Regions from separate parts of the Homo sapiens genome. Here region 1 is linked to region 2. A link is a contact called in ENCODE Hi-C or POLR2A ChIA-PET data. All regions are on one chromosome and are shown on one strand. Each heading gives the region's core, a stretch centred on a gene start or an enhancer-like site at or near the end of the contact. The rest is flanking DNA. Distances are from core to core; before and after follow the strand shown.

Evidence for each region. Hi-C counts contacts between places; a loop is a spot of excess contacts on that map. ChIA-PET counts read pairs that join two places held with the same protein, here RNA polymerase II (POLR2A). Pooled maps may share reads with other maps.
Region 1: a map of MCF 10A shows a loop between it and region 2 (7-fold over the local background). The contact joins the enhancer-like site here to the promoter of PRICKLE2-AS3 in region 2. A Hi-C loop is called at or near these places in 1 of 168 maps with a recorded cell type or tissue (MCF 10A) and 2 of 50 pooled maps. POLR2A ChIA-PET finds 5 or more read pairs at or near these places in 2 of 52 experiments (GM12878 and WTC11).

What each region holds. Positions count from the first base shown.
Region 1 is chr3:64,289,575-64,293,562 of GRCh38, reverse strand. No RefSeq gene overlaps it. Among named protein-coding and RNA genes, the nearest start is that of PRICKLE2, 66 kb to the right of the region's middle. Within about 2 kb of position 2,527, at least 6 of the 41 ENCODE cell types and tissues checked have a DNase peak (open chromatin) inside an H3K27ac peak, as active enhancers do.
Region 2 is chr3:64,186,188-64,189,937 of GRCh38, reverse strand. PRICKLE2-AS3 (PRICKLE2 antisense RNA 3) reads right to left here and starts at 2,394. Exons shown (of 4, transcript NR_046702.1): 1 at 2,333-2,394. The region is part of intron 2 of PRICKLE2 (prickle planar cell polarity protein 2); the gene reads left to right.

The sequences.
Region 1 (3,988 bases), core at 1,278-3,777, 100 kb before region 2:
GTAGTGAGAGGATGAGGCTGCAGAGATTGGCAGACCATTGAGGGCTCCATAGGTCATGTCGAGAAGTCTTGTCTGACGAGCAGTGGAAAACCAGTGGAAAGCCTTAAGGAGGATAGTAGAATGAATAGATTGGGCTTTGAAAACTCTCTTGTATCTCAGCAGAATGGATGGGTCACCAGGGAGGGTACCGGGAAATCAGTTAGGAGGCTCCTCTGCTAGACCAGACGAAAGACGAAGGCGGCTGGCACTAGAACGGTGGCAGTGATGATGCACAGGATAGAGCTGAGAGCTATTCTGGGGATAAAGTACGAAGGAGTACTGTGTGCCATCTCCTTTGTTAGGTGGTAAAGAAACAATGACATAGACAGTTATCCTGTCCTCAAAGGTTTTATAGCAGTGATTCCAACCAGGGGCAATTTTGCCTCCACCGTGCCCACCCCCTACCCCACACCGGGGACATTTGGCAAATGTCTGGAGATACATTTGCTTGTTACAACTAGAGGGTGGTGGGGTGGACAGAGGGTTTCTGCTGGCATCTACTGGGTAGAGGCCAGGGAGGCTGCTAAACATCCTGTAACGCATAAGAGAGCCCCCTTCAACAAAGCATGTCCTGGCCCCAAAGGTTCATAGTGCACAGGCGGAGGTGCCATAGTTTATCCATTGGATAGCAAGGCAGAGGAGTAGACAGTGCAGTGTAGAGGGCATGCTGAGGTCAAGTGGCTTCTGGGAGCACGGGGCACTTAACCCTGCCTGGGTTGGGGCAGAAGGGGAGACTGGAGGCTTCTGCTCTTAGCATAGGTTTGAGAGGGCACTGCAAAACTACTGAACAATACTTGAGTTCTGTTTAATGCAGATTAAGTTAGGTTCTGAGGTCTAAGGGTTCAAATCCATGCACTGTCTCCACTAGCTCTGTGATCTTTGATCTCACTGTGCCTCGGTTTCTTCCTCTCTATATTGGTTCTCCTTCATAACACATGTAGAAATGTGGGGAGATGAACGTAGATACTCCTCATGAAGGCTTGAGCACATGGCACCTTGCATATGGTAATCACTCAATGAATGCCCATGATAAACACCATTTTCCTCAGTTGCCTGGTTTACCTCATTTTTATTTTCTCCAAATTCTCCTGAATAAGTGGAGGACATGAAACTGCTTGGCTACAGCACCTTCACAAAACCAGTTCTTAAACCTCTTTTGCCGAGTTCCCTGCCAACTGCGAGAAGCCCCTTTCCTGCTCATACCAGGAAAAGTGAAAGAGAAGAAAAAGTGCAATTCCTGTTGATTTAATTCCTGTATTCAGATTTTTTATGGGAACATCTGATGGAAAAGTTGAGACTTTGCAATGGGATGCATGGCCTTTACTCAGAGTTGAGCAATAAATGTGCTCCCTAATGCGAGAGTGGGCTAATCTGTGGAGCAAAATAGTCCAGTTACAGAATGGCTGTCCAGCATATTTAATCATCGTGTAGGAATTGGCTCAGAAGTTCTTGAGAATTTGAGGCATCCCAGTCTGTTAATGTGCTAAAGCCAGTTGCATTTATGCAATCGTGTTTACTGAAAAACAAGGCCAATTCTTTATAACTCCCCAAAGATCTTACTGCATTTAAATCTTTTACATTTGATTTATTTATACAAAAGGGATTTTTCTTTTCTTTTTTTTGGGGGGGTGGGGGGTGAATTTCCACTGTCCCCTTCAATATTGGGCCCACCATTTGAAAATGATGTTAAGACTGAGACGTAATCTTCTGACCTCAAGAAAAAAAAAATGTTGGACGAGGTTGGCAAACGGTATTACTGTGAATCTGCTGCTTGCTACCAGTGAAAGAGGAGTTGGCTGGGCTTGCCTTCCAAGGTGGAGAAGGTATTCAGTTTTCTTCTAGCAAATCAGAAAACATATCCATCTCAGTGGTGTAGCTACTGTACACTAGATCATGGGTTGGCAAACTGTGGCCCATGGGCCAAATCTGGCCCTCAGCCTATTATTGTAAAAATGAGTCTCTGAAACACAGCCATGCTTAGTCATTTGTGTGTCATCCATGCCTGCTTCCGTGGCAAAGTTGAGTGGTTGCAACAGAGACCACACGGCCCTAAAAGCCCAACATGCTTTTCCTTTTTGGCCTTGCAGAAAAAGTTTGCCAATCCCTGCTCCAGAAGACTGCTTCTCATACTCTAACGTGCCCAAGAATCACCTGCAGACCCTCATTCAGTAGGGCTGAGGATCTGCATTTCTAAATGCTCCCAGGCAGTGCCAATTCTGATGGTTCCCTGGACCACACTTTGAGTAGCAAGATTCTAGAAATTCACTAGGTCGATGGGATATTTTTCTTACAGGAGGCAAATGGGTGGTGGTTGAGAGCACTGGGTTCAAGTCCCATTCCTGTCATCGTGGCAGGTTACCTAACGTCCCTAAGCTTTGCATTGCTGCTGTATAAAACAAAGAGGTGCTGTCTACAAAGTGCTTAGCACAGGGCGTGGCCTGCAGCATGGATTTCGTACTTGTTGGCAGCTGATAGACTGGGCCTACCCTGAGACATGTTACATTACCACATATTAATCAGCCCCAATCCCTACTGTGGCCTTCACACCAGCCCTTGGAGGCTACCTTACAAGCAGAGGTTTTTATGAGTTTTCTGAGCCCCTGGAGGGCAGTTTTTCTTTAAAGGAAAGATTATTTACAGGTGGCTTTGGTTTTAAAAATTAACATTCAATTAATTAACCAATTCTTCCTAAAGTTCAACATTCAGTCTTACTATTCTATCACATTTATAAATCTTCAGTCTGCGTTTACAAACATAAGTAACTCTTTATATTTTGAGATGCATTCATAAACACAAAGCAATTGGTTTCTTTTTAAATCATCTGGCTTGGCTTCTTCCTTCCCCAAGGAAAACATCTTTTCCTGTCTCTTTTAATAATTATTATAATTCTCATAAATCAAACTTATAAATGTGGTGAACATTGACCTAAATATCCTAAAACTATATGTAAATTTCATGAGATTTTTTTTAGTTTCAAATAAGCCTGTACTCCTTACTCAAGTAAACTGGAATAACAAGATGTTTTAAATTGAAATAACAAAAACAACCGGTAATTTGGATGGGCCAAATTCTCTTAAATGTTAAAGTGATTAAGTGCAAAATATTTATAGATTTCATAACACAAACAATATAAAGTTTTGTAATAGGCTTCCCTTAGACATGTCTGTACCTCATTGTAAATCTTTCTGAGGTCAAAAGGTGCTTATTCACTAAGGAAACACTTGTCTTCTAAGGATACCTCGTCAGCTGGTTGAGATTGCACGATGATTGAAAACTTCAGGTGCAACGCAAACTGGATTCTTGTCCTTAATGCTGTTGGGATACCCTGAGTCCTATTTATATTTACTATGTCGTTGACTTCATAAATTAATAAAGTGAGTGGTCAGATAGATAGCCTGTGACCCTTAGATTTAAGCTAGATGTTATAGAAGTCTGGAGCACTCCAGGCTACTCTGTATTTCCTGCATGGGGTTTGCATTTCTTTGTCTCTTAAAGTATCTAAATGTCATGCCAGCTAACTTTAATGACCTTTGAGATTGTTGGAAAATGGCACCTTTTCAAAAACTTTCTCTCTTAGGGCCACACATTTTCTAGATATTATTTCTAGATATTAAAGTGAGAGCCTGTTTAACTTTGGATATCTTGACTCACATGTTGTCACAGCTTCTAAGATTTTTTCTGCCAGTGGGGTTGATTCCCAGTGGGGTTGTTAAACTCCTGTGGTGTTGAAGGCTATCACAACAGTTCAATATTATTCATGTGGTGTCTTTGTCTAACCTAATTATATAGTGGAAAAGTATTCTAGTTACAGTTGTTTGAAACTGTCTAGATTGTGCTATCTAATTCTTTCATTTTAAAGAAGACAAAAGACAGATGTTCACTGTTCAAGTTCAAAGTCAGGCGGAAAAGACCTAAGATATGCCCAGGTTTGTGTTAGATGAAGTGGTTG
Region 2 (3,750 bases), core at 1,145-3,644:
TGCCCCTGGAAAATTGGAGGCACTTAATCATCCATCCCCTTGATGTTTCTGCCCCAGGTGCACATAGGGCAACAGAGAGCCCCCATTTGACTACAGAGGTGACATCTTCCATATGTTAAATTCATAGCTAGTACTCTACTTACATTTATTTATGTCCATACTACCTTCCAAAATGTGAGTCTGTTAGAGACGGACATTGTCTTATTCACCACTCTATGCTCAGTACCAAAAATAATGCTGGGCACATGCTAGCCATTTAATAAACAGGGTTTGCGTGAATAAACAGTCCCATTTAATCCTTGGTACAAAATCTTCTATTTCTCCATTGAAATCATTGAGGCTCACAGGATCAGAAACTTGACCAAGATGCCGCAGTCAGCGAGGGACAAAGACAGCACTTGAACCAGCCATTTGTCTGACTCTAGTGCCCGTGTGGGCTTTTCCTCCTCCACCCCTTCCTCATGCACAGTGAAGAGCATGCACATTGCTCCACTCAGGGAATCAGATCCAAGAAAGCAGACTTGGTGTGAGTTGGAGGAGGGGAACAGCATGAGTCACACAGTCTCTTTCATTCTTAGGGATGGGAAATTTCTCCTAATCTGAGGTTGACCTTAGTGACTAAGGAATTCATCTTTTCCCCACCTCCAGTTTCCCCACCACTGCAGGAAGCAGCATGGCCCTGCTTCAAAGATTTGTTTCCCTATCGACAATCTCTGTTTATCCTTATCTCTTCTCACTCTCTTACCCTGGCTTTACTGTACTTCCTCCAGGGGCTCTCATGTTACTGGTACAGACAGCGTCACGTACCTGGGCACTCAATAGTGACATTCATTCAGCAAATATTTTTTGAGTGCCAACTATATGGCAAGTACTTTCCTAGGCACTAGGGGACAGCTGTGAATAGAAAAGCAAGTACTTCTGCCTTTGTGGAGCTGACAGTTTAGTGAAGGATGCAGACAACTTAATAGCTGAATAACAAGACACATTCAGAGACCGACGTCTATTAACAAAGCAATAAGAAAGGGTGATATGATCTGGAGCAAGGAGTTGACAGGCTTTGTCTGTAAAGATCTAGATAGTAAATATAGGCTTCATGGATTGTACAGTCTCAGTGGCAAATACCCAACTCTGATGTTGTAATGTGAAAGCAGGCATTGGACAATAGGTGAACAAATGGGCATGGTCATGTGACAATAAAACTTTACTTACAAAAACAGGAAGGGGGCCTGATTTGAAACACAGACCCCTGATTTAGAGAATCTATCTACTTTATATTGGATGGCTAAGAGAAGCCTCTCTGCAGAAGTGACATTTGAGCTGGGACTTTACATGGAATGATGGCTTGATTACCCAGATTTGGTCTGCCTCGTCCCGTGGTTTTCAAAACGAGGTTCCCATACCAGTAGCACTAGTATCACCTGGGAACTTGTTAAATGTAGACTCTTGGGACTTGCCCCAGACCAAATAAACCAGAACTCTGAAGATGGAGCCCAACAATCTGTTTCAACAAAGCTTTTAGGTGTTTCTCATGCATGACAAAGCTTGAGAGCCATTACTGTTGGCTAATGGAAAAGCCACATTGCTAGGAATAGATGAGGCCACATCTAGACTCCATCACTTAACTCTGTAACCTTGGGCATCTCAAGCATCAGTTTTCTTAGCTGTAACACGGGGATGCTTCTGCCCAAGTCTAAAGTAGCTAACAGAGAAGAAGTGAATTCATCTTTGTAAGGATCCTAGGACAAAGCAGACACCAAATAGGTCCTCAGCAAATGGTAGCTGCTGTCCTCATCAGAATCATTATTTGAATCTCCAAGACACTGAAGCAGATTTGCGTGCAGATACGGATGAAGGGTGTGCCCCAGAAGCTACCCAATCCCATTCCTGTCTTTTTGCCTTTGACTGGCATGCCCTGGATATCACCCAAATACAAGGCTGATTGTTAAAGGAAAACTCAAGATGCTTTTAAAAGTCTTTCATTGGCCCTGTTTCTTCAGCTCCCTTTCTGGCCTGTTAACCTAGAGCATGCGCTGATACCTTTTACTGCAGGACCGTGAATTATACAGCTGTGACTCACCACCACCCGGCTGGGGCCACAGTGCCAGGCGTCCAGCTTTACCGTTAGCTTTCAGGCTACTGACAGTTTGCTCTTTTATGTGAGAAGCTATTTATACCAGGAGGGACAAAGGCTGGCAGATGCTGGGGGAAGGGAGAGAAGAATGATAAAATGGTTCATCTCCCAAGGTCTGCTGGGTGGTTTTGGCTTATAGGAAAGGAATGCACAATCTAATAGCCCTTCTAAAACCCCCATAAAAACCATCATTAGACTCACCAGCCATTTGCAGAGTGTTGTCTTTATTTCATTACTCCATCAGCACATGCTGAGATCAAAATGGAATTTCATGGTACAGGGAGATGCATGTCTCTCCAACTGAATTGGATTAAATTCCCCCTAAGCTGCATCTCCTAGTTAGCCTTCACTGTCACTCACCTCGGTGTTTTCAATGCAGTTTGAGAGATGAGTTGGGAAGGGAGGGAAGAAGGGGGCAGGGCAGGAGGAGGCTTCAGAGCAGTCCACCTCACTCTTCTTGGGAAGCTAGTCACATGAACAATGCTGTATTTATCTTGGCTCCAGAAATACACTGATGTCATCAGATGGCAATGGGAAATATGCCTGTGTGTGCAGCTTTCACTAAAACTGCCTGTTAATAAACTTGTTTTCAACGGAGCTGTCAGAGTTGGGACTAGAACCTGGGTTCCCAGGCTTCAGGGCCTCTGCCAGATGAAGTCAGCAGCAACACGGCCAGATTCCACCAGCAGGGACTTGTCAAGGCTTGCGTGCAGATTATGAGGCCTAGAAAGGCCAAGGCTCATTTGCAAATGCAGGATGAGAGACCTGCCATTGGAGTTCTAGCTTTCAAGACAGGTATCTCCAACCTTTACAGTAAATTCACTCTGGGGTCCTAAAGTTTGGGACTTGGCCTCTTACTTAGACTTCCTGCATAAATTCACAGCTGCACACCCTTTCTGCTGACTGGGCAGTCTACACTGTAGCCTGGTGTGAGAGTTAATGTAGTATCAAGATGATCTCCTCTGCCTTATGACGCAGGAGATATTTTGAGTAATTTCATGGGATGATTGGATTAATCCACCACCAAATCAGCAAGTAACTAACTTCCTTCCTCAATCTATTTATCTGCCTGTGCCTTCCTTTATGCATTTATTTGTGCATTCAGCCATTTATTCGTTCAACAGTTGTTTATTAAGTACCCATATGTGCAAGCTGTTAGTATAGGTGTGATTTCAATATGGCAGTTTTCCAGGTCCAATCAAAAACTGGAGCTTTCCAACACCAGTCTTTATATGTTGCTTTAGGTGGCCTGGAGCCATACAAAGGTAGATGTAGAAAGTGTCTCATGGAAGACCCATGCAGACATCAGGCTTTGTGCTGGCCTCCGATAACTTCTGTCTTTTGAGTAACTATCCTTCTGGGCTCATAAGTGTTTGAGAGTCTAAGCTTCGATGATAACTAGCTCTGTGTTCAAATTTTAGCTGTGCTGCTTTCCAACATTGGCCAAGTTAATTCACCTCCCCAAACTTTCATCTCATCTTCTGAAAAACAAGGATGTCAGTACTTAACTACAGCATAGTTGTGAAAATTAAATGAAACAATGTTTTAAACATTTGGGGTTTTTAAAGTGGCTGCTCTTAGTTTTCTTTTCCATAGTCAAAAATTGGAAATAACTCAAA